Regions from separate parts of the Homo sapiens genome. Here all the other regions are linked to region 2. Evidence: read pairs that join two places in POLR2A ChIA-PET (ENCODE). Cell type or tissue: MCF 10A. All regions are shown on one strand. Each heading gives the region's core, and the rest is flanking DNA. Links, peaks and the distances in the headings are about the cores only.

Region 1 (7,627 bases), core at 1,560-6,559, 50 kb after region 2:
AATTTGTGTTTCAAACAATCCAATTAAACTCTTTTAGTTATTTTTAAATGAATAATTAAATTATTTTTACTATAGTCACCTTGTTGTGCTAGCAAATACTAGGTTTTATTTAGTCTTTTTATTTTTTTGCATCCATTAACCATCCCCCACTTCCCTGTGACCCCATCCCCCCTTCCCAACTTCTGGTAACCATCTTTCTACTCTCTATCCTCATGAGTTCAATTATTTTAATTTTTAGTTCCCACAAATAAGTAAGAACATGCAATGTTTGTCATTCTGTGCCTGGCTTATTTCGCTTAACATAATGTCCTCCAGTTCCATCCATGTTGTTGTAAATGACAGAATGTCATTCTTTTTTATGGCCGACTAGTACTCTATTGTGTATATGTACATTTTCTTTCTTTCTTTCTTTTTTTTTTTTTTTGGGAGAGGAGACAGAGTCTTGCTCTGTCACCTAGGCTGGAGTGCAGTGACGTAATCTCAGCTCACTGCAACCTTCACCTTCCAGGTTCAAGCAATTCTCCTGCCTCAGCCTCCCGAGTAGCTGGGACTACAGGTGTGCGCCACCATACCTGGCTAGTTTTTGTATTTTTAGTAGAGATGGGGTTTCGCCATGTTGGCCAGGCTTGTCTTGAACTCCTGACCTCAAATGATCCACCCACCTCAGCCTCCCTAAGTGCTGGGATTATAGGCGTGAGCTACTGTGCCCGGCCCACATTTTCTTTATCTATTCATCTGTTGATGGACACTTAGGTGGCTTCCAAATCTTGGCTATTGTGAACAGTGCTGTAATAAACATGTGAGTCCAGATAGCTCTTCAATATACTGATTTCCTTTCTTTTGGGTATAAACCTAAGGAGTGGGGTTACTGGACTGTATGGTAGCTCTATTTTTAGTTCTCCAAACCATTCTCCATAGTGGTTGTATAAGCTGAATTTTGGATACATTACATGCAAATTTCTGTAGGCTACAAAGTGGAAAAGGAGAGTAGTCATTTGGAAATACAAGTTTGGACCTGGGGGAAAAGCTCATACAATAGGTAGTTACAGATTCTGACAAGAGAGTCATCACTGTACACACAGATGAAATTCCTAAATGAAATCACCAGAGTAGGTCAACTCATCCAGAGATAGCACACAGTCAGGGAAGGAAAGAGGTCCAAATGGTGTCAGATGCTGTGACAAGATGAAACAGCGTGAGAACAAAAAGAGGCTGCTGAGTTCTGCAAGCAAGTCATCACAAACAAGAGCCTTTCATTGGGATGGTGGGCACAAACCTTGGCTATAGTGGCTCACGATGACTAAAGAAGTAGAAGAAAGGCTGTTGAGGTAGTTTGGTGGTAAAGAAAAAAAAAGCACAGAGAGTTAGTCTGAAGAAGAGATAAGCTTAAAGGAATTTTTATCTTAGGATGGAGAAAACCTGAATATCTTTACAAAGAGTCACTAGGAAGGGAGGAACTAAGAACACAAAATATATATGTATATGCCCAGAGACCTGCCTCTGAAATAGGAGGGAATGTGGTAAGGACTGGTAAAGCCTACAGATAAATTGAGACGTAAAAGACTAAATTACTTATTGAGAGTTTATAAGGTGGGGTGGAGCAACAAGTTTGAAGAGAATGGTGAAAGACTGGAATGGCTGCTGCAGAAAAAAATGAATGGCAGTCAACCAGAAGAGAATAAAAAGGTTTCAGGATAGGATTGAGAGCCAGGCTGTGGCTAGAGCTCATAAATCTGTAATAGAGTCAGTCAGCACACTGTTATGCAGTGGCACTCAGTAGCTCAGTGGAGAAAATGAACACAGGTCCAGCACTGGGGATAGAAAAGGCGTGGAAGAAAAAAAAGAGATCTGAGAATGCCAGTACGAGCCCTATTGTACATGATAGGTCAGGAAGCACTGACACCATAAAGGGGCTGACAGACTGGGAAACAGCAGAGAACAGGTTTAATGTGCATAAAGGAAAGGATAAGTGGAAAAAAGGAGGTTGTGACCAGATTCTGGGATGTCTAGGAGGAATGGAGCAATTGCACGTCACCTAAAATACCCTCCCCCAAAAAACTTAGTCATCTGTAAGACCAAAACTGGTGAGGCACAGTGGTTCACACCTGTAATCCCAGCACTTTGGGTGGCCAAGGAGAGAGGATCATTTAAGCCCAGGAGTTTGAGACCAGCCTGGGCAACATAGTGAGACCTTGTCTCTATTTGAAAAAAAAAAAAGACCAAAATTGATGCCACGCTGATTTCCAGGCCATGCTCTGATATATAAACTAGTTCTTCAAATGGGGCTGACACCTCACACGTTGTTAGAAGGGAATTCCAATGAGAGAGTGGCAGGGTGAAGTTCTCCTCTAAGCTTCTTCCTTCCTTAAGATTTGATCTGGATCTCTGGGTGCAGTATCAATAACTTCAATAACTTTTCTTTTTACTGACTAGAAGATTATGAGAGTTCTCATGAATATGGAGTTGCTAAAAATAAAAGTTTAAGAAATTTCCAGCTGGGGGCGGTGGCTTACCCCTATAATCCCAGCACTTTGGGAGGCCGAGGCAGGTGGATCACCTGAGGTCAGGAGTTCGGGACCAGCCTGGCCAACATGGTGAAACCCCGCTTCTCCTAAAAATACAAAAATTAGCTGGGGGTGGTGGCAGGCACCTGTAATCCCAACTACTTGGGAGGCTGAGGCAGGAGAATCGCTTGAACCTGGGAGGCGGAAGTTGCAGTGAGCCGAGATCGTGCCATTGCACTCCAGCCTAGGCAACAGAGCAAGACTCCGTCTCAAAAAAAAAAAAAAAAAAGCGCCGTGGCTCACACCTGTAATCCCAGCACCTTGGTGGCCGAGGCGGGCGGATCACGAGGTCAGGAGATCAAGATCATCCTGGCTAACACAGTGAAAGCCCATCTCTACTAAAAATGAAAAAAAATTAGCTAGGCATGGTGGCTGGTGCCTGTAGTCCCAGCTACTCCAGAGGCTGAGGCAGGAGGCTGAGGCAGGAGAATGGTGTGAACCCAGGAGGCGGAGCTTGCAGTGAGTGAAGATCGCGCCACTGCACTCCAGCCTGGGCGACAGAGCAAGACTCCATCTCAAAAAAGGAAAGAAAAGAAAAGAAAAAGAAATTGCCTAATTGCTGGCTTGGCAATTCCCTCAGGGTCTTGAAACTAGCCAATGTAGGACAACTGTCACTGTCCTTCCCAGAGCCTTGGATCTTTCCCCCAGTGGTAAGATGTAACAGTAAGGGCAACCTGCATAAGAAGTATACTTAACAGAGAGGCAGAAGTTGGGGTCTGCAAATAACATAAGTAACCTCCAGGATGAGGGTGGGAAAGTGAGTTTACTTCCTTTCACTGCAAATGGAAAGACTGAATCTAATCCTTGAGCCCTTACCTCACAAGGGCAGGAAACCCTAAACAAGCCACTTGCTCATTCTCTACAGATCTGGCCTCTCCTCTATCCTATTATCCTGGCCTGATACAAAAAGGAAAAGAGATTCCAATCCTCTCCAAGATGTTACAAATGAACCAGACATTGCCACCAGAAAGTGTATCTTTGATACACCAAAAGGTATATCAAAAGCTAGCTTGTATCAATAATTCACTCTAAGAGCCCCAACTTGCTTCCAAATCTTTTCGTATAGCCCACAGACAAGGGGTACAATGATTATGAAAAGTAACTTCTGATATTAAGGTACATTGATAGAAAGAATAAAAATTCAAGGGTTAGTTGACTATCTTGATAAGCATCTAGAATGTGGCTACCACAATCAGCCTGATCTGCCATTCCATTTGGACTGAGATGGGCCCTCCTGTGTAAGATAGAAAAAGTGACTCCAAATGTTTGTTTAATGCAGCTCTGGTTCACCTTCACTCGGGTCACCGCCTTCCTTTGCTCACAAACACTTAATTGTCCCTGAAAAGTAGGTCAGCGCCTTGTGGAACAAGCTGGAAGGAGAGCTAAGACCCAGCCTATCACTCCAACAGGCTTGGAGAGGCCCAAGCTGTGTCTAGGAGACCAAAACCAGTCAACAGTGCATTATGCCAAGAGTGCTCCAGGTGCTCCAGGTGGTAACCTGGCTACTGCCATTCCTAGGTGGTGACTCAGCAGGTTGGGAAAGCAGAAGATGCAGGATGCAGGGCTGAGGCTCATGTCAGCCTGGCAAATACTTGTTCCACTCTGATAGCTAATGAGGTGTCCCTAATTAGCCATCAGAATGGAAGGAGCAAGAGGTGAACAATCAGAATGCTAAACTCTCTTCCACTGTCCATATGGTCCCTTCTGTAGAATACCAAGCATTGCTCAACCATAAATGGAGCTGCCTGAGCTTCTCCCCACTCCTTCCCCCAAATATTTTCTTCAGGGCACCCAAAAATAAACACTGCTCCTTACCCATGAGCTAGAGGTACATTCATAGCACTGTAAGCTGTCATTTGGAGTATACTTGATGAAGGTGTTAAATTTTTTTTAACAGGATACATCTTGTTCCTGGGCCCAAATACTCCATCCATCCAGGATTTTAAGGTGGGAGAGACTCCCCCATCAAATTTCCTCTAACCTCAAATTGGTTAGTTCACTAAATATAGGATATTGCTTCAAAGCAAAAAAGAAGGGGCCCAGGGAGATGAGGCAACAGGAGGCTGGCAGTTTGGGAAATAGCTACCAGAGGGTCAGCTGTCCAGCTGTCTCTGGAATCTGAAGACTTCCAAACCTAACAACTGCCTTTCTCAGGAAGAATCAAAACTATGTGAGGCAGCTGTGGAGGATAAAGGCAGCAGAGCCCAACTTCTGAAGCCAGTAGCAAATCACTTCCTTAGCCACTGTTCCCCACAAAAAGCAAATGCTGCCGGAACTGCCTGCAGACCAGATACCAGCTCTAAGAAAGAGAAATGGGAAAAGGAGTCAGTTATCTCTTTGGCAAACAGAGAGCACAGGCACCTTCCTCTATCTCCCTCAAGTTCTCAGGTAATAATACCAAAACCACTGGCAATTCCAACCTTTCTAAATTCTGACTATATAACTTTCCATTATCTTCTAGTTTCATGTACCTTTCCTCCTCCTGGTCTCCCACTACCCACCATATCCCCCAAGATACACGCATTTCATCTTTCCAAATCTAAGGTAGAATCAGAACCATGTAAACTAATACCTGAATTTGTACTTTTTAAAATTATTAGATTTAAGTCTAATAACTAGACTCTAAAATCTACAAGGCAAGAAACATGTCCTATCCCCATTACTGTAGCTAAGACTGCATGCTTACTACAAACCAAGCACCATTTTAAGCACTTTACATGTTATTTCATTCAATCTCCGTCAGAATCCTATGATATATGTGGTAACAGTAAAACACTTTACAGATGAGAACTGAAGCACAGAAAGGTTCAAGAACTTGCCCAAGTTCAGTTAATAAATGGCAGAGCTGAGATTCAAACCTCAGCAGCTTGAGTCCATGCTCTTAACACCTATATGCTACACCAAGTGGTCCCCAGACCAGCAGCATCAGCATCTCCTGGGAACTTGTTAGAAATATAATTTCTCAAGCCCCACCCCAGACCTACTGAATCAGAACTGAGGATGGGACCCAGCAATCTGTGTTTTAACATGCCCTGCAGGTGATTCTGACGCAGGCTCAAGAGTATATTCAACAAGTTATGCTGCTTCTGCTTTTCATTCTTTGAGCTACACCCAAGACAGACAGGCATTCAGGAGGAATTTAACAGCGTGAAAATATTATGAACAACTGATTATAGCATAATGTTTGAGTACATGAGAATTCTAGAGCAAATTGTGAAACCTAACTCTGCTGCTTAACAGCTGTGTGTCCCTGGGCAAATCACTATGCCCTCCTGTTCTTCAGTTTACTCCAGTGTAAAATGGAGATAGGTTCTAAGGATTAAATTAGTTAATTTGACATAAAGCATTTATAACAGTGACTGGCACTTTTTTTTTTTTTTTTTTTTTTTTTTTTTGAGACAGAGTCTCACTCTGTCACCCAGGCTGGAGTGCAGTGGTGCAATCTCGGCTCACTGCAACCTCCGCCTCCTGGGTTCAAGAGATTCTCCTGCTTCAGCCTCCCAAGTAGCTGGGATTACAGACGTGTGCCACCAAGCCCTGCTAATTTTCGTATTTTTAGTAGAGACGGGGTTTCACCATGTTGGCCAGGATAGTCTTGATCTCCTGACCTCGTGATCCGCCTGCCTCAGCCTCCCAAAGTGCAGGGATCACAGGCGTGAGCCACCGTGCCCAGTTGCCCGGCACTTATTAAGTGCCCTATAAGCTCTTATTAACTATGGTCTTTGATCCATTTTACAATTAAATTCAATAAATGTTTATTAGGCATCTATGTGCGAGGCACTGTGCTAGACACATGCATTCATCAACATTTCTTCAACTTGTCAGCCTTTCAGCAATGGTTATTGAAGCCTTATTATACGCAATACTCTGTGCTATGGGATGTCAGAGACAAAGAATAAGGCATTAACTCTTCATCTAAGGACAGTACAAAGTAGTAGGCCAGATGTGACATTTACACAAGTAATTCTAACCCATAGTAGCAAGTGATAAGAATCGTAAGATAGCACTGTTTGGTGGAAAAAACATGGGATTTGAGGTCATAAGATTTAGATTTATGCTAGGTATGATGGCTCATGCCCGTAATCCCAGCACTTTGGAGGACTAACGCAGAAGGATCATTTCAGGTCAGGAGTTCAAGACCAGCCTGGGCAACACAGTGAGACCCCATCTCTACAAAAAACACAAAAATTTAGCTGGGTGTAGTGGCATACACCTATAGTCCTAGCTACTCAGGAGGCTGGAGTGGGACAATCTCTTGAGCCCAGGAGTTTGAGGCTGCTGTGAGCCATGTTTACACCACTGCACTGCAGCCTGTGCAACAGCCAAGACCTTGTCTCTAAAAAAAATTAAAAAAAAAAAAAAAGATTTAGTTCTAATTATGGGTAACCTCAGGCAAGTTACTTAATCTCCTTAAGCCTTAATTTCCTCAGCTGTAAAACAGGAGTGATGAAAAACATCTGTGAGGTTCCAATGAGCTAATACATGTGAAAACATTTTGTAACAGACTCTGAATGTTGTCAGTTATTACTATTACTTTTAAGTGTATTTCTTTCAATAATATTATGTCAGTTCAGAAAGATGATATAACTTGTATCTGAGATAATCAGGGAAGGATCCACAAAAAGTAACATTTGAGATGGATATGTAAGGACCAAATATAATGTAGAAATTAAAGGAAAATGCAGGCACAGGATACAGCATGAGCAAAGGCATGAAAGCAGGAAAGCTAGGAAAAAAAAAAGCAGAAAGCACTAGTTCATTTTAGCTGGAATATAAAGAATAGTGGCAAATTTGGGAGGCTGAGATGGGAGGATCACTTGAGGTCAGGAATTTGAGACCAGCCTGGCCAACATGGTGAAACCCCATCTCTACTAAAAATACAAAAATTAGCTGGACGTGGTAGGGGACACCTGTAATCCCAGTTACTTGGGATGCTGAGGCAGGAGAATCGCTTGAACCTGGAAGGCAGAGGTTGCAGCGACAGAGCGAGACTGTCTGAAAAAAAAAAAAAACAGTGGCAGATAACATTTTAAAAAAGGTAAAGGGTAAACAAGAGGAAAAAA
Region 2 (7,377 bases), core at 1,007-6,006:
CAATAAAGTAAGGAAAATCTCCATATTTATTGCTCCGTATACATAGATGCCATGAGTATTATAGTAGCATGGAAATTATAAGCCCAGTCTGCCTGGGTTTAAATCCATACTACTATGTATACATCACATTTAGCATCTTTGGGCAAGTTACTTAACTTCATGGAACCTCAATTTCCTCATCTGTAAAATGATGATAATAATAGCATCTGTCTCAGAGTTGTAGTAAGGATGAATGAGTTAATGTGTTTCAGGTGCTCAATACCTGCTCAATAATTGCTGATTATAATTGTCATTATTTGGAGGAGCAGCAAACAAACTACATCTGACCACAAAGACTATGAATATTGCTCAGACTGTACGAAACCTTGGCAACTGATAACTTACCTCACCTAAATTACCTAATCTGTCTAATCTCAGTCTCCAACTTACCAACCCTGCCCTCGTTCACCACAACAGTAATCTCCTTGAAGCATGTATAATGATTGGCACATTTTAAATGCTTAATAAATGTTTATTTATAACTTCACTGTAAAACTTTACATTTCTCCCTATCAGCAAATTAAATCCAAAACTCTCTGGCTTCACAATATTTCCCTCATTATCCTGGCACGTTTTTCCTTCCCATCTCCAGATATTAAACTCCTATTTCTATAGACCAGCTTAAAGCCAGTACTTCCACAGAATTATCTCCAGTTCCTCCCTCCATCCCAGTGAGAAGTAAACTTCTCCCTCCCTTGAGCTTTTATTATACTTTATCTGTTTCTCTCATAAAGTTTAGCACTTTGTGCTTTATAATACAGCTGAGCACATATTGTTACTCCCTCACTAGACTGTTTTTGAAGCTAGATAAATGTCTGCTCTCCTTTATAAAATCTTAGTCACTAAATAACTATTTGTGGAATGAGCAAATTAATAAATGAATGAGAGGATCTGAGAACTGCTTAAGAGCAAGAATGGGGGCGGGTGCACACTAGAAAGGGCAAAGCTGGGCCCAGTGAATTATGAATACTCCCAAAATATAAACATTTCTTCTGGTAATGCATCTTTTTTGACCACAAAAACATACAACCGAGAACAAGTGCCTGGAAAACCATTCATCTTATGGCAGAAATAACTCAAAATGCTCTTCTAGAGAGGCCTAGTAGGTAACATACACTAACAAGGGTGTCGAACCATCTTTAACAGTGAACTTCCAAATCTACCTGGGAATTTAAAAGAAAAAAGTGTCTCCAAGAACACAAGTGTAAGTTTTGCTTTTCCTTGGAGCTGGAAGGAAGATAGTTTATTAATTCAGAAATTAAACTGCTTGGCTGGGAGCAGTGGCTCACCCCTGTAATCCCAGCGCTTTGAGAAGCTGAGGCAGGAGGACTGCCTGAGGACAGGAGTTTAAGACCACCCTGGGCAACATAGCAAGACCCCATCTCTCCAAAACATAATAACACTTAGCCAGGCCCAGTGGTTACACACCTGTAGTTCTAGCTACTTGGGAGGCTGAGGCAGGAGAATCACTCCAGCCCAGGAGTTTCAGGCCACAGTGAGCTATGATCACACCACTGCACTCCAGCCTAGACAGCAGAGCAAGACAATAGAGAAGGGAAGGGAGGGGAGGGGAGGGGAGGGGAGGGGAGAGGAAGGCAGGGAGAAAGAAATTCCACTTTTGGCTGGGCATGGTGGCTCACGCCTGTAATCCCAGCACATTAAAAGGCTGAGGCGGGGTGGATCACCTAAGGTCAGGAGTTCAAGACCAGCCTGGCCACCCGTCTCTACTAAAATTACAAAAATTAGCCGGGCATGGTGGCATGTGCCTGTAGTCTCAGCTACCTGGGAGGCTGAGTCAGAAGAATCCCTTGAGCCCGGGAGGTGGAGGCTGCAGTGAGCTGAGATCGCGCCACTGCACTCCAGCTTGGGAAACAGAACAAGACTCTATCACAAAAAAAAAAAAAAAAAAAAGAAAAGAAAAGAAAAGAAAAGAAAAGAAAAGAAATTCCACTTCTGGAAATCCCTCCGGATATGGATTCTGCCCAGGATCTAACTCTAGATGGCCTTCCTATCAAGCTCAGCAACTGAAGGTCTTACCCTTAAGAAAGAAAAGGGAAAGTAACACTAAAGAGGAGGGGCAGAAAATAAAGTGAGAGATGCTCTGGTACAGCACTTAGAAAACTCACTCTTGGCCAGGTGTGGTGGCGCATGCCTGTAATCCCAGCACTTTGGGAGGACGAGGTGGTTGGATCACCTGAGGTCAGGAGTTCGAGACCAGCCTGACCAATATGGTGAAACCCCATCTCTATTAAAAATACAAAATTACCCAGGAGTGCCTGTAATCCCAGCTACTTGGGAGGCTGAGGCAAGAGAATTGCCTGAACCCAGGAAGTGGAGGTTGCAGTGAGCTGAGATCATGCCACTGCACCCCAGCCTGGGCAACAACAGCGAAACTGTCTCAAAAAAAGAAAAAAAGAAAAAAGAAAACTCACTCTTAAACCCAAGTGCCTGCCTCTCTCTCTCTCTCTCTCCCTCTCTCTCTTACCAGGGCTGTAAATATAATTTGTGAGCCAAACCTATATTCAAATTCTGATTTCACAATCTCTAGTTGTGTATCTATGAACCAATTACTTAATCTCTTTAATCCATAGTTATCTCATGTCAAAAAGGGATAATAAAATTACCTCTTCACAGTGTTACAGTGAGGATTAAGTGAGAAAATGCATAATATATTTGGCACACAGTAAGCATTAACTATTTAAAAAGCATTAAACATTGACTCATTAATGCCAACTCTTGTTATTATGATTACCACACAAGAGACCTCCTAGCAGGGCATCAAGTCATCCTCAGTGGCAAATGCAAGAAGGTAAGTGAAAGTAATGTGTGGTATTGAACAGCTCAATGACTAAGTCAAATTAGGCTTCGACAGCATTGCTTCAAAAAGGGAAAGGACAAGAATATCTAGTCAACCTCAACAGCCATATTACCATTTTAAGTAATCTCTCTCTCTGGCATTTTGACCCTTTTCCCCAATGAAATAATATCTATCTAGTAAGCTTTTTCCAGGAAACTCTGGTAGCCAACATCTTAAAGAAATGGAGAAAAAAATGATACGAAGAAAAGAAGCCCTGTCTATGGGGACTGTTCCAGAATCTTGCCCAGGATTGTTATTTTTGTCCAGAAATATTCTTTTTTTTTTTAATTTTTGAGATGGAATTTCACTCTTGTTGCCCAGACTGTAGTGCAATGGCACAATCTCGGTTCACTGCAACCTCTGCCTCCCGGGTTTAAGCAATTCTCCTGCCTCAGCCTCCCAAGTAGCTGGGATTACAGGCATGCGCCACCATGCCCGTCTAATTTTTTTGTATTTTTGGTAGAGACGGGGTTTCACCATGTTGGCCAGGCTGGTCTCGAACTCCTGACCTCAGGTGATATCCACCCGCCTCGGGTTACAGGCATGAGCCACTGCGCTTCGCCCATAAAGTTCTTAATACAAGTTCACGCCTTTTGTTTCTGCTCTAATATTTTAAAAAACATAGTACTGAATATACAAAGATGTCACAATAGACAAGGAATCCAGCTCATTTATCACTAGATTAGTGTTTCTCTTATTGAGAGCCTAACCCTCAGTGACCCCTACTGGACAAAGATAGATAGACACAGAAGACTAAGTTTTTAAACAACAAAGAAAACTGTGTTGCTTTTATTCTGATGAAATTCTCACACATGGAACTTTCATTATACAAGTTCAAGCTTGTGTCAAAATCTATATACACCTGTAACATAGAAGGCAACAATGCTATGTCCAGTCAGCTCATTCCTTTTATGGGAAACATTATCACCATAAAGTTGGTTGGCTTCACGGCTGCCTCAACAGGATCGTCAGTATTTATGGTTTTGTGATGAGTCCTTATAGAGAAAATAGCAGACAGAAAAGGAGCAGTCACTGGCACACAACTCCTACCCCTCAGTACCTTGCAATTTTTCCATTCCCCGAGGTGACTCACTCTTAACACAGCCCAGACTACTTGCCAGCAGTCAGGGCCACTATGTGTGCCTGGTGAGTAATGCTTTCCCCAGCGTGCATCCTCCCAGCTGCCTCTGACTGAACAAGTCATAAAAGGAAATCTGGGTAACCATTTTTAAGTTTTTTGTTTTTTTCTTTTTTTGAGACAGAGTCTTGCTGTGTCGCCCAGGCTGGAGTGCAGTGGTGAGATATCGGCTCACTGCAATCTCCACTTCCCAGGTTCAAGCAATTCTTGTGCCTCAGTCTCCTGAGTAGCTGGGATTACAGGCATACACCACCACACCCAGCTAATTTTTGTATGTTTAATAGAAACGGAGTTTCACCATGTTGGCCAGGCTGGTCTCGAACTCCTGGCCTCAAGTGATCCACCTGCTTCGGCCTCCCAAAGTGCTGGGAGCCACCGTGCCTGGCCCAGTTTTAAGAACACATGTCCCATCCTAAACACAAGGATAGCTCCTCTCAGCTCCCTGCAGGGACTCAGAGTTGTAATGAATTCCCTCTAATGGCAGCCAGGTGGCAATGCAGAAACAGGCAAAGGCAGAAAAGCCAATGAGTATGATTAAGCCCTTACTCTCTAAAATCTGGGGACCACAGCTTCTACTTTGGATAAAACAAAAAGTAATGGGCATGAAGCAGAGCCATCTGCTATCACACAGCATCACACCCTGTGGCACAGCCCTGATGAAAAGCCCAATCTCAGAAGAAGGAGGCAGCCTCTTAAGTATCTGTCCATCCATCCTTAGGTGTCCCAAGTAGTGGATGAGGAAAACGACAGCATCTGTTTTTTTGATTAGTGACTGGCACATTAATTGAAAAATGGACAACAGTTGTAGTTAAACTTTCTCCCAATAGATGTTCCTGGAGTATCTAATCCTTCAGACATGAATCTATGGAGTTAGTGCAAACATTTTGGAAACAGCTGCCAAGAGCTAGGTAAGTGAGAGAAGTGGAGGAAGGTCTTTGACACAGACAATTTACTTCAAAGCTATCTTAAGCAATAATAATTCCTGATAAATTGTCAAACAGGAAAACTTTAAGTAGGACCCAACTGGGCCTGTACTTTACTGCTAGGTTAAAAAAAAAAAAAAAAAAAGAAAGAAAGAATCACCCCAAATACATCATATCCAGTGAATTTTTAAAATTTTCTTAAAAATCAGAGCACCTTCAATACAGTTGCCTACATTTTTTCCCTACCTATAATCCTTGGGTCTCTGATGCTCATATATGCCTGGGAAGAAAACTATTATCCAGCTTAGTTTTTGTTGTTGTTGTTTTGGGGTTTTTTTGTTTGTTTGTTTTTGAGACACAGTCTCACTCTGTCACTCAGGCTGGAGTGCAGTGGTGCGATCTCAGCTCACTGCAAACTCCACCTCCCAGGTTCAAGCGATTCTCGTGCCTCAGCCTCCCAAGTAGCTGGGATTACAGGCACACCACCACGCCCGGCTAATTTTTGTATTTTTAGTAGAGACGGGGTTTCGCCATGTTGGCCAACCCAGTCTCAAACTCCTGGCCTCAAGTGATCCACCTGCCTCGGCCTCCCAAAGTGCTGGAATTACAGGCCACCGCACCACCTCCAGCTCAGTTTTTGACAAAATCCAGAATACTCAAGATCCTGATTTTTATCAAAAAGAGAGAGAAAGAGAAAAAGAGAGACAGCACAAGGCGGTGGCTCACGTCTGTAATCGCAGTACTTTGGGAGGCCGAGAGGGCAGATTTCTTGAGCCCAGGAGTTCGAGACCACCCTGGGCAACATGGCAAAACCCTGTTGTTATGAAAAAATACAATAAGTTAGCTGGGTGTGGGGATGCACATCTGTAGTCCCAGCTACTCACGCCACTACACTTCAACCTGGGTGACAAAGCAAGATTCCATCAAAAAAAAAAAAAAAAAACAAAAACAAACACACACACACACACACACACAAAAGAAGAGAAAGAAAGAAAGAAAAGACAAGAAAAGAGAAAGGAAGAGAGAGGAGAGGGGCGGGGAGGGGAGGAAAAAAGAAAGAAAGAAGAGAGAGAGGCAGCGAAGGAGGGAGAAAAGAAAAGAAATTACCTATGGCATACCTAATTACTAAAACCAAAAAGATATTGACAAAAATTTTCAACAAGAATGAAACAAAAAGCACTCTCTGGTTAACCTTTGATAAACCAGAATATCTAAATAAGCACATATCAGATTTTATCAATGCATTTAGACATTACAGAACTAGAGACGATTATAGGTCCAGTTCTGTTCTTGGCTTATTAAATGACTTCAGGATCGTTTAACTACACTGGATCTGTTTACTCATTCATAAAATGAGTTCACATTCTAGATCTCTAAATTCTTTTCCAGCTCTAAAATTCTGTGGTTCTGTGAAATATTTAGTTGCCTAGGTACTATGTTGATTGTTATCAATAACAAAAAAAATTACAAAGCCAGTCTTATGCTACTATCCTTTAAGAGCTTACAATCTAACTGGAGAAATATGTATACAGATAGTCTTAACATAAAGCAGTACAGGCTGTGTCAGGAGGGCAAGACTATAAGAACTCAGTGAATGGAACTTCAGAAATTCAGTCAATGAAATGGTCATTTCCTGTTGGGGAAGTCAAAAAAAAGGCTTCCATAGATAAGAAATATAACCTGGGACTAGAAGAATGTATAGGATTTCAACAGTCTGAAATAAGAAGAGTAAACACTCCAGGAGGAGAGATAGCATGAGGAAGAGAATGAAAAACAGAAAGTACAAGTGACACTAGAATGAACCACAGGGTTTGTGTATTTGGGTTGGGGTTGAGGAGGCTCAGAGAGAGGTAAGTAAATTGGGAAGATTAACTTCTGCCAACTTTGGGGTATCCATCACAAATTTAATAAGCACATTTAGCTCCCTTTCAGAAACCTCAGAAAAGTGACAGTAAGAGAATTAAAATGGCACAAACCCACAGAAAATAAGAATAAGAAATAGCAACAAAAGTTTGATACACTGGAGTGTGGATAAACAAATGGTCGAAAACTTAAATGTCAGCTTTCTTTCTCTCTGCTAAGTGCCTGCAGGAAATGGGCAACAATAAGAAACAAGGTAAATTGTACTGCAGAATCCCAGAAAGGCTCAGAAATTGGAAGCACCAGGAACCTCTGAAGACTTGGTAGGAGAAGGCATGCTGCAGAGTAAGGCTGAAAACAAGATTGGTTGGAAGTCTTCAGGCCCGTGTGAGGTCAGGAGCCAGGTGTCTCAGTGAAAACAGGGATATTAAATGAAATCTGACAATGGGCCGGGCATGATGGCTCACGCCTATAATCCTAACACTTTGGGAGGCCGAAGCAGGTGGATCACCTGAGCTCAAGAGTTCGAGACCAGCCTGGCCAACATGGTGAAACCCCGC
Region 3 (7,627 bases), core at 898-5,897, 64 kb after region 2:
ATTAAATATGCTAAGCATACATCTGTCTGCAGTAAATGTATTTAAAGCTTCCCTCCACTATTCAATGCAACATACATTTATAGACACTTTGAGCTGGACACTGTCCTAAACATCAGAGATACAAAGATAAGTGAGATGTTCTCGCAGCTCTCAAGGTGCTCACAGTCTTATGGAGGGAAAAAAAGGCAAATAACTTGTTATTCAGAGGGATCTGACATCAAAAAGGAAAAACAGGTGCTGGACAAGGTGTCTCACACCTATAATCCAACACTTTGGGAGGCTTAGGTGGGAGGATAGCTTGAGGCCAGGAGTTCAAGACCAGCCTTGGCAACATAGTGAGACCCTGTCTCTACAAAAAAAAAAAAAATAATAAAACTGAGCTGGGCATGATGGCATGTGCCTGTATTCCTAGCTTACTCAGGAGATGGAGGCAGGAGGATCGCTTTAGCCCAGGAGTTCAAGGTTACAGTGAGTTATGATCATGTCACTGCACCCCAGCCTGGGTGAAAGAACAAGACTCTGTCTCTTAAAAAAAAAAAAAAAAAAAAAAAAAAAAGGCCGGGCGCAGTGGCTCACACCTGTAATCCCAGCACTTTGGGAGGCTGAGGTGGGTGGTTCACCTGAGGTCAGGAGTTAGAGACCAGCCTGGCTAACATGGTGAAACCCCGTTTCTACTGGAAATGCAAAAAATTAGCCAGGCATGGTGGCACACGTCTGTAATGCCTGTAATCCCAGCTCCTCGGGAGGCTGAGGCAGGAGAATTGCTTGAACCCGGGAGGCGGAGGTTGCAGTGAGCCGAGATCACACCATTGCACTCCAGCCTTGGGCAACAAGAGCAAACTCCATCTCGAAAAAAAAAAAAGTAAAGAAAAGAAAAGGGGTAAAAAAAAGTTGGCTTAGAATTCTTCACTTCTTAGCCACAGCATCTAGGGAACGTTGATTTACCCAGCAAAAGGAACCCTTTTCTCAAGGAATCTCTGAAAATATTTTCACTTTCTTCATTCCCAACTTAACACATCCAAATGATGCTGCTCAAAATTTCAAGGATATAAATTAGTATGACATATAAGAGCAGGAACATCTCCACAATAGAAGAGAACTCTTGAGTCAGCTCTTGTAGGAAGTTCTGCAAAACCGCACCCAGGAAACTTGATCTGAACAATGAGATGAGTGTACTAACTTTTCCCTACTGTCAGTACTTCCCAGAGCCAGAGAATGGGACATGTAGGAGGATTTATCTGAAAACAGAGAAAGGAGTAGAAACCAAAACTCACATCATTCCCATAGGCCAAAACTCCCCACCAAGGCAGTCTCAGTACCATTTCAATGTTTAATGTGACTACAAAAGGTCATTTAGTATTGTTATTGCCTCCAGGCTAGTTACAGCTAAATCATGCCACAAAAAATAGGGAGGCATCTAGCCTAATGTTTTTAAAGCTAAAGCCCAATCATTAGAAATATATTAGGGTGTTGGCTATATTTATACTCTGTTCAAAGGACCAGTAATCTTCATCTTCTGATAATGAGAAGAATTCCCCATGAATGGGGGGGAAAAATAAACTCTGAAAGGGATCTTTTCCCCTTCGGGGGCAGGTACCGACATTTCAACACAAGACTTTGAGTCCAAAATACTCAGAGAAAAAAAAAATGGAGTGGGGCCTTTCTATTAACAAAAAGAATATTGTATTAGGAGACCTCAAGACCCCTAAATCAAGCAATCAAAACATTCTGCTCCCTAAGCCACAGCCACAGAAGAGTTAAAACCATCAAACTCCATTTCCTTTCCTCTCCATTTCAAATCATTTGGGGGAGGGGAGGAGGAGTGGAATAGAAAGACAGGTTGCAGTCAAAGTCTGGACAGCTAAAGGCAGGGTGGTCCACTGCATATGTGAACCTCAGAGATGGGAATGATAACTAACCAATAATGTGTGTGTGATAGGAGGGTGTCAGTGAAGGAGAAAAATAAGATGGGGCAAAAGGAGTTAGCAGGAATAGAAACAAGAGGTTTTACACTACTTCAATAGCAACCTCTACTGGCAAATGCAAGGAGGTCCTGGCCACCCTTAAGGTCTAGGGCTGGTAAGACAAGTGAGAGAAAGGATTATGCCCATCCCTGGTCTTACTCTGACTGTCCTGCATTTTTCTCCTGGATTTCCTAAATCTAACCTAAGCCTTTTCTCCAGATTCACTCTAATGAGAAAGTAAGTAGATGGCTGGTACAGTTTTATAGCAAAGAAAATAAATGGCAATTAACAACTGGTTTGCACCAGAGAAGCCAGTTTGCCTAATTAGCCTGCTGGTTCCAAGAAGCTTCTCTCTGCAATACGCCAGCCTTTAATATTTATGTTTTTAATAAAGCCATATCCCCACCTCTCACAAGGTAGCATCCTCCCATCCATCCCCTTTTCAGCCCTCTTCCTACACTTACTATCTCTTTTTCCCAATGTGAAGTCTTGAATCCCACCCACTAAAGGAGAAAACATAACCTGTTGCACAAGTATTTCATTTACGGGCAGTTCTCTCAGGCACACACCCCATCTTGACAGGCAGCCAAGATGATGTCAGCCAGGTAAGTGTTCCCTTAGGCTTCCGGCTCTAAGCACCTGATCTTTAGAAGGGTGTGAAGTACTAACAAAATCCAATCACATCAACATTTACTGAGTACTTGCTAAATGTAGGACATTGTGTTAGGCAAAATTGGGACTAGAAAGAATAAATCACCATGAGCCCAAGCAGCACAATCTAACTGGGCAAATGTGTGATAAGTTAAATAACAAATAATAAAATACAAGTGACGATACACGGCATTTCATGGTCAACTGGCAAATGAGTGGTAGAAATTAATGCTATGAGTTATGAAGCAGAATGAGTTATCATGGGTTAGCTTTCCAGTGGATTAATGTAAAAGGGAGGACTTGAACTGAGCTTCAAAGGTAAGTAAAATTTTACCAGGAGGTGAGGGAAAGACTACAGAAAAGGGTGCAATAGCAGAAATCTTTTTTTTTTTTTGAGACGGAGTCTCACCCTGTCACCCAGGCTGGAGAGCAGTGGCGTGATCTCGGCTCACTGCAAGCTCCACCTCCTGGGTTCACGCCATTCTCCTGCCTTAGCCTCCCGAGTAGCTAGGACTACAGGCGCCCGCCACCACGCCTGGCTAATTTTTTTTTGTATTTTTAGTAGAGACGAGGTTTCACCGTGCTAGCCAGGATGGTCTTGATCTCCTGACCTTGTGATCCATCAGCATCCCAAAGTACTGGGATTACAGGCGTGAGCCACCGTGCCTGGCCCTATGGCAGAACTCTTAAGTATCAAAGGGAGACTCAAAAGTAAGGCAGCCCAGTGCAGTGGTGCAGTCCTGTAGTCTCAGCTACTCAGGGGGCACTGCTTAAGACCAGGAGTTTGAGGCTGCACTGTGCTATGATGGTGCCTGTGAACAGCCACTGCACACTAGCCTGGGCAATGTAGCAAGACCCTGTCTCTAAAAAAAAAATAAAAAATAAAAATGTAAGCCAGATGTATGGTAATAAAAATAAATAAGAGGTAAGGCTCATGAGTCAAGAAGAGACACAACCAACCTAAAGGAATATAAAGGATGTAAAGGTGCAGTTCCAAAGCAAGCCTGGCAAGAAAAAACCTGTAAGGATACAAACCAAAGCTTGAACAGTGGTTACCCTGACCAGTGGGCCTAGGTGGAGAAAATAAAGACTAGAAAAGAGAATTTTTACTTTTTTCTTTGTAATTTCTGCTTAAATGTATTACAGTGAACATGTTTAATTTTGTAATAATACAAAAGAGAGTTACATAAACATAGCAGGCCTATGTTTTTTCCTCTTAATCACTAGGACATTTTTTTTTTTAAGTAACTTACAACATCTCACATCTGACTAGGGCCCCATGGCAAGACTGCAACCAGTAGGTAAGAAATGTGAACTGACTTCACATTCTCTTTCCCAATGAAAACAATAACAGCTCAAAGGAACACAAGTAAAGGTCACTTCCCTGACCCCTTAAGTTGGCACCATTCCAGAACTAGGAGTTTTTAGAGAAAAGGAGACTCAAGCCAAACAGTTCTATTCAAGGAAGTGAAGGAAAAGTATATACTGAGTTAAGAGCTGGAGTTCTGAAGTCCAACAGAGCTACACATAAATGACTGCTCTACCATTTACTGGGTGAGAGAACTTGAGCAAGTTATTTCACTGGCTGAGACCCACTTTTCTCCTCTGCAAAATGAGATAATCTATTTCACAGGGTTATCATGAGAATTAAGTGGATTAATGTATATAAAGTGCTTAACACAGTCCATTCCTGGCACATAGTAAGAAATTAATGAAAGCCACTATTATATTATTATTAAATCATTCAGCCCAGAAAACGAAGGAACTCCCACCAACGCTACACACCAGGTCCACCTCAGCTCTTTCCTAAATGCTGCCAAAAATCAAAATGCAGAATTAGCAGGACAAGAAGAGCTTTTATTTTCTTTTTGAGATAGAGTCTCTCGCTCTGTTGTCAGGCTGGCGTGCAGTGGCGTGATCTCAGCTCACTGCAATCACTGCCTCCTGGGCTCAAGCAATTCTCCTGCCTCAGCCTCCCAAGTAGCTGGGATTACAGGCGTGTACTACCATGCCCAGCTACTCTGTTATTTTTAGTAGAGTCGGGGTTTCGCCATGTTGGTCTCAAATTCCCAACCTCAGGTGATCCACCTGCCTCACCCTCCCAAAGGGCTGGGATTACAGGCTTGAGCCAAGGCACCCGGCCAACAGGACAAGGAAAGTTTTAACTCTAGTTAAATCTTAGTAATAAATCTTAAAAGACCAAAGAAAGTTAATTTCATATATGTTCACTCCTCTGTCCAGGTTACAAAGTGACTAAACCATTTGTTTTGATTTTTTTGTTTGTTTTTTGTGTGGTTTTTTTTTTGGAGACAGAGTCTTGCTCTGTTGCCCAGGCTGGACTGCAGTGGCACAATCTTGGCTCACCGCAATCTCTGCCTCCCAAGCTCAAGTGATTGTCCTGCCTCAGCCTCCCAAGTAACTGGGATTACAGGCACCCACCACCACGCCCAGCTAATTTTTTTGTATTTTTAGTAGAGACAGGGTTTCACCACGTTGGCCAGGCTGGTCTCGAACTGACCTCAGGTGATCCACATGCCTTGGCCTCCCAAAGTGCTGGGATTACAGGCATGAGCCACCGTGCTCGGCCCTAAACCATTTGTTATAGGATGAATTGTATCCCCCAGAAAGATGTCCTAACCCCAGGGACTGTGAATGTGACTTTATCTGGAAATAGGGTCTTTACAAATGATCAACTTAAGATGAGGTCATTCGAAAAGGCTCTAACCCAATATAACTAGTGTTATAAAAAGGGGACATTTGAACACAGACAGACATATACAGATGTGAAGGCGGTGAGAGAACATCATTTACAAGCCAAGGAACATCTGAGGCAACCAGAAACTAGAAGAGATGCATGGAACAGGTTCTCCCTCACAGCCTTCACAAGGAATCAACTCTGCTGACAACTTGATTTCAGACTTCTCGCCTCCAGAACTGTAAGACAATAAATATCTGTTGTTTAAGCCACCCAGTTTGTGGTACTTCGTTATTGTTATTACTATGAGACAGGGTCTCACTATGTTGCCCAGCTGGTCAAAAAAAATGGCATTTATCCTGTCATAAATTATATGTTTTTGCTGTCGTTTGCTTTGTTTTGTTTGAGACAGAGTCTTGCGCTGTCGCCCAGGATGGAGTGCAGTGGCGCAATCTCAGCTCACTGGAACCTCCGCCTCCCGGGTTAAAGCGATTCTCCTGCCTCAGCCTTCCAAGTAGCTGGGATTACAGGCGCATGCCACCACGCCCAGCTAATTTTTGTATTTTTAGTAGAGATGGGGTTTCACTAATGTTGGCCAGGCCGGTCTTCAACTCCTGACCTCAGGCGATCCGCCCACCTAGGCCTCCCAAAGTGCTGGGATTACTGGCCTAAATTATATATTGTAAAAAGAAATTTTAATCTAAAATCAAAAAGATGGATTATTTAAAAACAGACAGGACCTGGCTATATGCACACTTCCTTCCCTACTAATTCTCATTTCCCAAAGGTGAGAATACCATTACAGAAAAGGACATAAGGACCAAGCGAGGGTCTAAATCCTTTTGAATCTGGTATATCTGCTTCCCTAAGCATCTCCCGAATGAATGGAAGGAAGAAAAGACAACTCACGGATATTGAGTATCCACTGCATGTTTCACATATGCTAGGTGCTAATACGTATTATCTTATTCAAACCTCACAATATCCCTGCAAGGTAAGAACTATTCTCCCCACTACTAACGAGGAAATCAATGTTTAGAAAGGTTAAGTAAGTTGCCCAAGGTCATATAGCCAGGAAGTGGCTGAGTCAAGATTCAAACCCCTTGTTCTTAATGACACCAACCTGCTTGAACAAGTACTTTTGAACCAATTCCCTAGATAAAATTTTCTTCCAATCTTTGCTTGAAATCACTATATGTTGAATGAATCACTGAACAGACTTTACAAATCTCATCTAATCCCTCCGTTTTTGTGTTTTACTCTTTTTTCATTTTTTGTCTTTTTTTGTTTAATTGCTTTTGAGTTTGATAATCCCTCCATTTTTATAATAAGGAAATAGGCCCAAAGACGACAAGTGACTTGACCAAGGTCACAAATAAATTAGTGGCAGAATCAAGTATCCAATCAAAGTTTCCTGATTTCCATCACACCACATAAGTTTGAGAGCAATAGCAATACATGAAAATAGAGCACAGATGCTGGAATAAGAGTGTCTCAGCTCAAATCCTGATTCTGCCACTGACTGGCTATGTGATCTCAGGCAAGTCACTTAACCTGTTTGTTCTGTTTCTTCATCCGAAAATGGAGATAATATTTATTTCACATGGTTGCTCTAAGGACTGAATGAAATAATATATGCATAAAGTACATAAAAATTATGCCTGGCACATTAATAAGTACAAGATGTGTTAATGCTGCTGCTATAACTACCATTAAATAATGCTAGGCAAAACACCAAAGAGTGTACACACACAATACAGCTTTATAAAACTGCAGACAAACGTACTCATTGAGAGATAAAGAGAAAAAGAGGAAGAGGAGAAAGCCTCTTTATTCCTGTAAATTTGCCTAATTTAATTATTAGTAATAACACTTATTGAGTATGCTAGGCTGTGCTAGACTCAGTGCTTAATATGATACAGACATTACTAAATTTCATTAAATCTAAGATAGTGTCAGTTGCAAAATGCACCATGTCATTTACTCTCCCCCACAACCCTATGAAATAGAGAGTTCCCCTATTACACATATGAGAAACTGTCACAGAGAGTTCAAATAATTTATCTAAAGTCACACAGGTAGTAAGTGGCCAAACCAGGTTTCAATCCCAGGTCTGTCCAACTCCAAAGCCCCTTGCACTAACCACCTAATCACAAACTTGGTGCTTCTCAAACTTTAACGGGCACAGAATCGAATTAAAAAACCACCTGGGGGCCTGGCATGGTGGCTCATGCCTGTAATCCTAGCACTTTGGGAGGCCAAGGTGGGCGGATCACTTGAGCTCAGGAGCTTGAGACCAGCCTGGGCAACATGGCAA
Region 4 (7,627 bases), core at 1,535-6,534, 84 kb before region 2:
CTCGCCACTGGACGTGTCAAGCAGAAACTAAGATGCTGTGAACGAAATAACTTCCAAATCTGAGAATCATTGATCACAGTCCTTTGGTGCATTGCCCATTGCACTTAGTGTTGTGCTGGTTGTATGGTGGGACCTTAACATGTTTTAATTAATAATAACTTGGTTTATGAATGAAATAATAAAAATAAAATGAAATAATAAAAATAAGCAAATAAAAGTATTTTGGGGGCTGGGCACAGTGGCTCACACCTATAATCCCAACATTTTGGGAGGCCGAGGCAGGTGGATCACCTGAGGTCAGGAGTTCGAGACCACTCCCGCCTAGGTGACAGAGCGGGACTCTGTCTCAAAAAAAAAAAGTATTCTGGCATAAAGCCCACCTAGAATCTGTAGACAGGTTACTTAGCTAATTCAAAGCACTGTGTAAAGTAAACAAGTTTATATTTGTCTCCTCTGGAGTGGGACTATGAATGACTTTAGTTTTTCTTCCTACTCTTCTTTTTTTCAGACTTCGAGTAATGACCACACTTTATTTTTATAATAAAAAGTATAAAAACAATCCTTGTTAACAAGGAAAAATGTTAAGCCTTTCATTCAGACAGATATGTGTTTGAAAGAAGGCATTTACTAGAAATGTGACCTCAGGCAAACCATGTAAGCCTCCTGGCCCAATTTTCCCCATATTTAAAATAGGATAATAACTTTCTCAAAGGATCATTATAAGGATTAAATAAGATGATGTAGATAGTGCCGAGGGTACATGTATTCCCTTCCCATAATAATAAGACAGCATACCCAACACAATTTTTGGTCTGGGTGTTGGGGCAGAGAAAACACCGGCATGTCAATAGAACATCCTGTCTCTTAGTCGTCTCTATCAGGTGCAGTACCATGAAAGTAGTAGCTTCCCTTGTGATCAATACAAGGGAGAAGTCAATAATAAGTCATCTCCAAGTGTCTGAATTTACAAACTCATAATAGATGAGATTAAATATCAGATGATATTTTAAAATTGGAAAAAAAAAAGGGCCAGGAACTTTAACACTATATTTAGAATAAAAGAAAGCTGCAGGCTACTAAATATTACTAAGATGTCTGAAGAAAGACCGTGAGAATAGAAGAGTATGGGAAGCTTGCATTGAGTACAGAAAAGGGAAGCCAGGAAGTACTGCCTCCATGCCTGTGAAGGTGAAACTGTACCCTACCCAGCAGATTCAAGGGACATAGGATCTTATGCCCTTGACAGGTACATTTCTACAGAAGAAATCAGACTATTCTACTTTGATGATGCCAGCTAATAAGCCCATCCTACAAATCATTCCTCTACTCACCACCTCTCTGCTCTGACTGCATGTTCACCTGACAACCTTCAGATTATTATTTGCTTCCCATATAGATATTCTAAAGCAACAAAAGCAGTAAGTGGCCAATTCAAATTCTTGAATCACTTGGCAGTTAAAATTTATTTTGTAAATTAATAAATTCACATAGACCAATCTCAAGCAAATGTGATCAGTGTGAGTCAGTTTACTAAAACTATTAATCAACTCCAGATCTACCTGGGGCTGGGGGAGGGGCGGTAGTGGGGAGAGAAGCTATGGAGCTGCAGAGCCAAGGACACAATAATGGATCACGGCTCTTCCTATAAACAGCTTCTTCCTAGTACCAATTCTATTTCAGTTCCCCTTAACATTTCTAGCTACCTATTTCACTGGCTAAATGCAACATTGATATATCCCACTGCCTTCACTGTAGCTGCTTCACGTACATATTAAAGTAAAACATTATTGGGAACAGGAAATAGATTTGTTGATGTAAAACAAGACAGAACTTGAATAAGCAAAACAAAATCTGAGTATTTGGGTTCTTCACCCAAAAATGAAATTCCAGTTAGTTAATTGATATTGTATGTTCATTACAGCCATAATCTTTCTAATAACATCTCTCATTTCTTAGTATTTCTGTATATTGCACTAAAACTACTTCAATGAACAGCTTTACTTCAGATTTTAAACATAGTTGTAATGAGATAGATGTTTGGATCCCTAAGGGAAAGAAAAATAAAATACCTGTTTGGATTAGGGCCATTACCTAGACTGGAAACTGGATGAGAAAAATGGGATTATCATCACAACCATCTCAGTAATTAAATTTGGCTTTCATCAATCTCTTTCTGTATACTCACACATGATATGTGTGCACAGTACTGTGCTCTGGGCTATGCAGAAGCTTTTACCTTAATCTCCCAAATGCAGAAATCCAGCTTTAGTTTCAGAGATCTTTCTCCCTCATCTGGGCTTTTTAAGGAGGAAGCCATTTGGAGAGGGAGAACAGCCTCAACAGTATGCCTGAGAATATGCAAATTCCACTTGAATTTCCTTTCATCTCACACTTCCCAAAGCTTGGTTAATTGCTTCTCTGAAGTATTCCCAGAAGCTGAATGTTTTCCTAATAATTCAATAAGTATTGACTGAACAACATCTTAGCACTATGACTGGCACCATGGAGAAGAACAAGAAAAGACACACCACTTACTTATACTGTTAATATTTTTTGAGCAACCATTATATTCTAGGAGCTGTGCTTAAATTCTTGATATCTCAAAATAAAAAAACACAGCCTCAGGCCTCAAGTTCAAGCAATTTAATCAGGGAGACAATTTACTATACAAAGAGATCAATGTTGTGACAGAGGTAAGCAAGTAATCCAAACTAGCAATGCCAGAGGATTGCTCAGCAACAACAACATCTGTGCTGAGTTTTAATAAGTAGAAGTTGGCCAGGTAAAAAGGTGGAAAACAAAAAAAGAAGACATGCTTGGCCTGCAAGAACTTAGTTGAGACATGCCATAACTAACATATGATTATCCCAAATATTTTCCCAGATAACAACAGATGTATGAAGGTAAAACAGGAATACAGGAAGGGAAGCTCTGTAGTCCTCCTGAATACCCAAACTTTTAGAAATTTATTTACACATATACACATATTTAAAATTAAGCAGTATATTTAAGCATTTAGTATTAATGTATTTTCTGCCTTTGTAATTTCAAAAAACTGTATTATTCAAACTTCACATGCATCTTTAACATCAATGTTTTTTCCTTCAATAAAGCTATCTTTTTAGTGAATTTTCTAGAAAATACTGTCTACTTTTCTAAGATTTTAAAGTTAATAACAGCACTTTTCTGAATCTACATTGTCTCTGGGTATTTCATTTCAAACCACAAGAGTCCAGTTACATAACACTGGATTAGGGTTTTTTTTTTTTTTCATTCATTCTGCTGTGTTTATTTGTGATCCCCATAATGTATGTGTATGTTTCATATGCAATGTGAGTGATTCAAAAAAAAATTTTAATGTTAAGGCTTGTATACAATTACTTTCAACACTTCAAATTAGGAGATTATATTCCCAGGAACAATAACTAAAACTTTCTTAGATTTTTCATTCCTCTTTTTTGTTTAATCAATTATGTCAGTTGATCTCTACAAAAAAATGATAGTGATTGAACTAGCAGATGGTGACATAGATTTATTCACCCTTTTTCATGAACTGACTATAAGCTCCCTGGAAGCCTAATAACAAGAAATGCTTTATAAGAAGTAAAATATAAAGAGAATATCTCTTTTCTGAAGGTTAATTTCTGGACGAAAAAAATCTCATATCTATGGTAGGTCACATGAAATAGTTAAACAAATTTATAGCCAAAAACGACCAATAATTATAGTAATATCCAATACAGAATCTCAGCAGAATGGAAAATTACTGTGGGCTGGAGGATTTCTAGAAGTACCATATAAACTCATCCTTGAAGGGTGTTACAGAACAGGTGAAAGCCAAGGAAGAAAGGAATTCCACGTAGAAAGTGGATGTAAACAAACTGAGATAAGGTGAAACAGAAATAGTAGTTAAGGGACTGATCTGTTAAAATGAGAAGGTTTAAATTGGGAACCGATAGAAAAGATAAGATAGATTACAAAGGAACTGGTAATCTATCTTATCTTTATCCCAGCTGAGGAGTTTCGACTTGGTATCTTATCTTATCCCAGCTGAGGAGTTTGGACTTGGTAAGTCTCTCAGTGGATGAGACGAGTTGTTCTGAGCAAGTAAGTACTTGATTATTATGTCCTCAAGTTTCTAGCTGACCTCATCACCCACTAAAGATAAAGCATCAGACCTTGAAAACTTTCAAGAAGCAAATGAGGGCTGGGTGCAGTGGCTCACTCCTGTAATCCCACCACTTTGGGAGGCATAGGCAAGAGGATCACTTGAGCCCAGGAGTTCAAGACGAGCCTGGGAAACACTGTGAGAAATTGTCTCTACAAAAAATTTAAAAATTAGCTGGGTGTGGTGGTACTCCCCTGTAGTGCCAGCTACTTGGCAAGTTGAGGCACGAGGATCGTTTAAGCCCAAGATGTCAAGGTTGCAGTGAGCTATGATTGCACCACTGCTCTCCAGCCAGGTGTCAGAGCAAGATTCTTTCTCAAAAAAAAAAAAAGAAGAAGAAGAAGCAGATGAAGGCACAATGCAGTGGTTCTACAAATGCCCAGCTAGAGGGATCTAATGGCAGCTATGTTGGTGAGGAACAGAGATAAAGAAGGTGTTTATTACCAATATTAGAGTTAGGTAAAAGGGAGTGCTCCTTTCAGTATTCACATTCAGAGTCCTGGAGGTCTCACTAGGGAATATAATTAGAATGGAAACCCTAGGTAATAGAACATGGGCATTTTTCAACTCTACAAAATATTGTCAAACTACTTTCTAAAGAACAGTAGCAAATTATACTTCCACTTAAGTGCTATGAAGAGGTTTTCCCATCACTCTTCATCCTCGCCTACACTTGGTATTTTCAGAATTTTTACCTTCTGCCAATCTGATGGGTATAAAATGGTATCTTAGCTAGGCATGGTGGTGTGCTTGCAGTCCCAGCTACAAGCTTGAGTCCAGGAGTTTATGGCTACTGTGCGCTATGATGGTACCTGTGAATCGCCACTGCTCTCTAGCCTGGGCAACATAGCTGAGACCTCATCTCTTTAAAAAAAATTACAGGCGCAGTGGCTCACACCGTAATTCCAGCACTTTGGGAGGCAGAGGCGGGCGGGTCACGAAGTCAAGAGATCAAGACCATCCTGGCTAACACAGTGAAACCCCGTCTCTACTAAAAATACAAAAACAAAATTAACCGGGCATGGCGGCGGGCGCCTGTAGTCCCAGCTACTCGGGAGGCTGAGGCGGGAGAATGGCGTGAACCTGGGAGATGGAACTTGCAGCGAGCCGAGATCGCGCCACTGCACTCCAGCCTGGGCGACAGAGCGAGACTCTGTCTCAAAAAAAAAAAAAAAAAGTATCTTATTGTTGTTTGATCTGTATATCCTTATTAGTAAAAAGGAGTCTTCTTATGTATATGAGGCATTTGGATTTCCTTTTTTTGTGAATTGCTTATTCCTGGGCTTTCCCCTATTTTTCTACAAGGGTGTTTGTCTTTTTCTTATTCATTTTCTTGTTCTTTTAAGTAATAATATTAACTAGCATTTATTGTGATTACTTGTATTAATTCATATTATTCTCACAACAACCCTACCAAGCATATGCTATTCTTATCTTCCATTTACAAATAAGGAAATTGTAGCACAGAGAAGTTTAGTAACCTGTTCCAAGTTATACTGCTAGTAAGTTGCAGAATTGGGATTCAAACCTAGCCAATCTGGCTCCATGCTCTTAATCACTTTATCTATAGGATAGTAACCCCTTTTCAGTAGTCATCCATGGAGAATTGGTTCTAGGACCTCCCTCAGATACCAAAATCCGCAGATACTGAAATCCACAAATGCTCAAGTCCCAGATACAAAATGAGGTAGTATTCACATACAACCTGTGTACATCCTCCCAGCTACTTTAAATAATCTCTAGATTACTTATAATTCCTAATACAATGTAAATGTTAGTAAATAGTTGTTATCTTGTTTAGGGAATAATGAAGTCTGTACATGTTCATTACAGATGCAATGTTTTTCTTCAGAATATTTTCCATCCGTTATGGGTTGAATCCCCAGACGCAGAACCCACAATGCAGAGAGCCAACTGTATATGTATTATATCATAATTTTACCAGTATTATTACATTTTTATTTTTATACAACTTATTTTGCCTAACTTTCCATTTTATTTTTATACAATTTTATTTTTTAATTTCATTTTATTTTTATACAATTTTTTTCTTAATTTTCTATTTGAAATGGAAATTTTCAAATATATACAAAAGGAGACAGAATAGTATAATAAGTCCCTATGTACCTATTACCCAGTTTCAACCATTATCAACTCATAGCTAATCTTGTTTCATCTACATCCCACCCACTTCACCCTTCCCCTATTATGATAAAGTAAATCTCCTGTTTTTCTCTAAAAACATTTCAGTATGTATCTGTAAAAGGCCTTTTTTAAAACATAACCACAACACTATTGTTACACCTAAAAAATAATGATTCTTTAGTAACATTTTTAATTAAGTAAAATTTTTTTAAAAAGAAACAAGGCTGGGCGCGGTGGCTCACGCCTGTAATCCCAGCACTTTGGGAAGCCGAGGCGGGCGGATTACGAGGTCAGGAGATCGAGACCATCCTGGCTAACACGGTGAAACCCTGTCTCTATTAAAAATACAAAAAATTAGCCGGGCATGGTGGCAGGCGCCTGTAGTCCCAGCTACTCTGAGGCAGGAGAATGGCGTGAACCCGGGAGGCAGAGGTTCAGTGAGCTGAGGTAGGGCCACCGCATTCCAGCCTGGGTGACAGAGCAAGACTCCGTCTCAAAAAAAAAGAAAAAGAAACAAAATCCTTTCTTAAAGTTCTAAACTATAACTTTACCTTCTGCATTCCCCCAATAGTGTCATCTGGTTAATTTTGCTTTCTTCTTTCAGTACAAAGCCAGTATTAGTAAAACAACTCTCCCTATAATTAAAAAGGAAAACTGGGAGAGGGATACTTGTAAACTGAAAAGGCTGAGCCCAGAAGATAATACACCAACCAACCTCTTTCTTATCATTTCTAGGCCCCAGTGTTATCTGACTATTCACCTAAAATTGTAGAGACTCGAAGGGTTGTGGCAAGAACACTGGTATATAGCTGGGCGTGGTGGGGGCGGGCGCCTGTAATCCCAGTTACTCGGGAGGCTGAGGCAGGCGAATAGCTGGAACCCGGGAGGCAGAGGCTGCAGTGAGCCGAGATCGCACCACTGCACTGCAGCCTCGGTGACAGAGCCAGACTCCGTGTCAAAAAAAAAAAAAAAAAAAAAAATTGGTATAGAGGTAAATGCTTCATTAAATGGGATTCGCTAACAAGGTGGGCAGGAGCTTGGCAGCAGAAGTCAAGATGGGGAGGAGGAAGGGATTTTCAAAAATGTTCCTTGTTGAAATAAGCCAGGTATTAGTAGTATGGATATTGAAAGCAGCTGGGAATAGGGAGTCCTGAGAGAAGAAATGGGCCAGAGAAGAAGGCCTTTGTCTGACATCAAAGAGCGATTGCTATTAGCCTGTTCCCATCCAGCTCCAAATCCTAGTCTACTTGTCATTCTGAAAACATATTTGTCAGCTGACCCTTGTCATCTTGCTTCTGTGTTAACTATTTCTTG

Evidence for each region. Peaks named below come from ENCODE experiments on the same cell type or tissue, not always from the same donor. Only the 100,000 strongest peaks of a DNase experiment are listed, where the experiment ranks them.
Region 1: POLR2A ChIA-PET joins it to region 2 with 28 read pairs; 20 of 35 experiments call an interaction of 5 or more read pairs at or near these places.
Region 3: POLR2A ChIA-PET joins it to region 2 with 11 read pairs; 17 of 35 experiments call an interaction of 5 or more read pairs at or near these places.
Region 4: POLR2A ChIA-PET joins it to region 2 with 12 read pairs; 13 of 35 experiments call an interaction of 5 or more read pairs at or near these places.

The regions. Positions count from the first base shown.
Region 1 is chr1:39,139,247-39,146,873 of GRCh38, reverse strand. It overlaps a transcript of MACF1 not described here. Among named protein-coding and RNA genes, the nearest start is that of MACF1, 62 kb to the left of the region's middle. RefSeq lists enhancers at 4,252-4,991, 5,076-5,899, 5,900-6,724. In MCF 10A, for the core only: no CTCF peak of the experiment used is centred there; a DNase peak (open chromatin) is centred at 4,063.
Region 2 is chr1:39,188,925-39,196,301 of GRCh38, reverse strand. It overlaps a transcript of MACF1 not described here. Among named protein-coding and RNA genes, the nearest start is that of MACF1, 12 kb to the left of the region's middle. RefSeq lists an enhancer at 4,252-4,794. In MCF 10A, for the core only: CTCF peaks have their summits at 3,618 (motif pointing left) and 4,538; DNase peaks (open chromatin) are centred at 3,621, 4,011 and 4,511.
Region 3 is chr1:39,124,081-39,131,707 of GRCh38, reverse strand. It overlaps a transcript of MACF1 not described here. Among named protein-coding and RNA genes, the nearest start is that of MACF1, 77 kb to the left of the region's middle. In MCF 10A, for the core only: a CTCF peak has its summit at 2,080 (motif pointing left); DNase peaks (open chromatin) are centred at 1,147, 2,557, 3,957 and 4,667.
Region 4 is chr1:39,272,798-39,280,424 of GRCh38, reverse strand. All of the region lies in intron 6 of MACF1 (microtubule actin crosslinking factor 1), which reads right to left. Among named protein-coding and RNA genes, the nearest start is that of MACF1, 72 kb to the right of the region's middle. In MCF 10A, for the core only: no CTCF peak of the experiment used is centred there; a DNase peak (open chromatin) is centred at 4,404.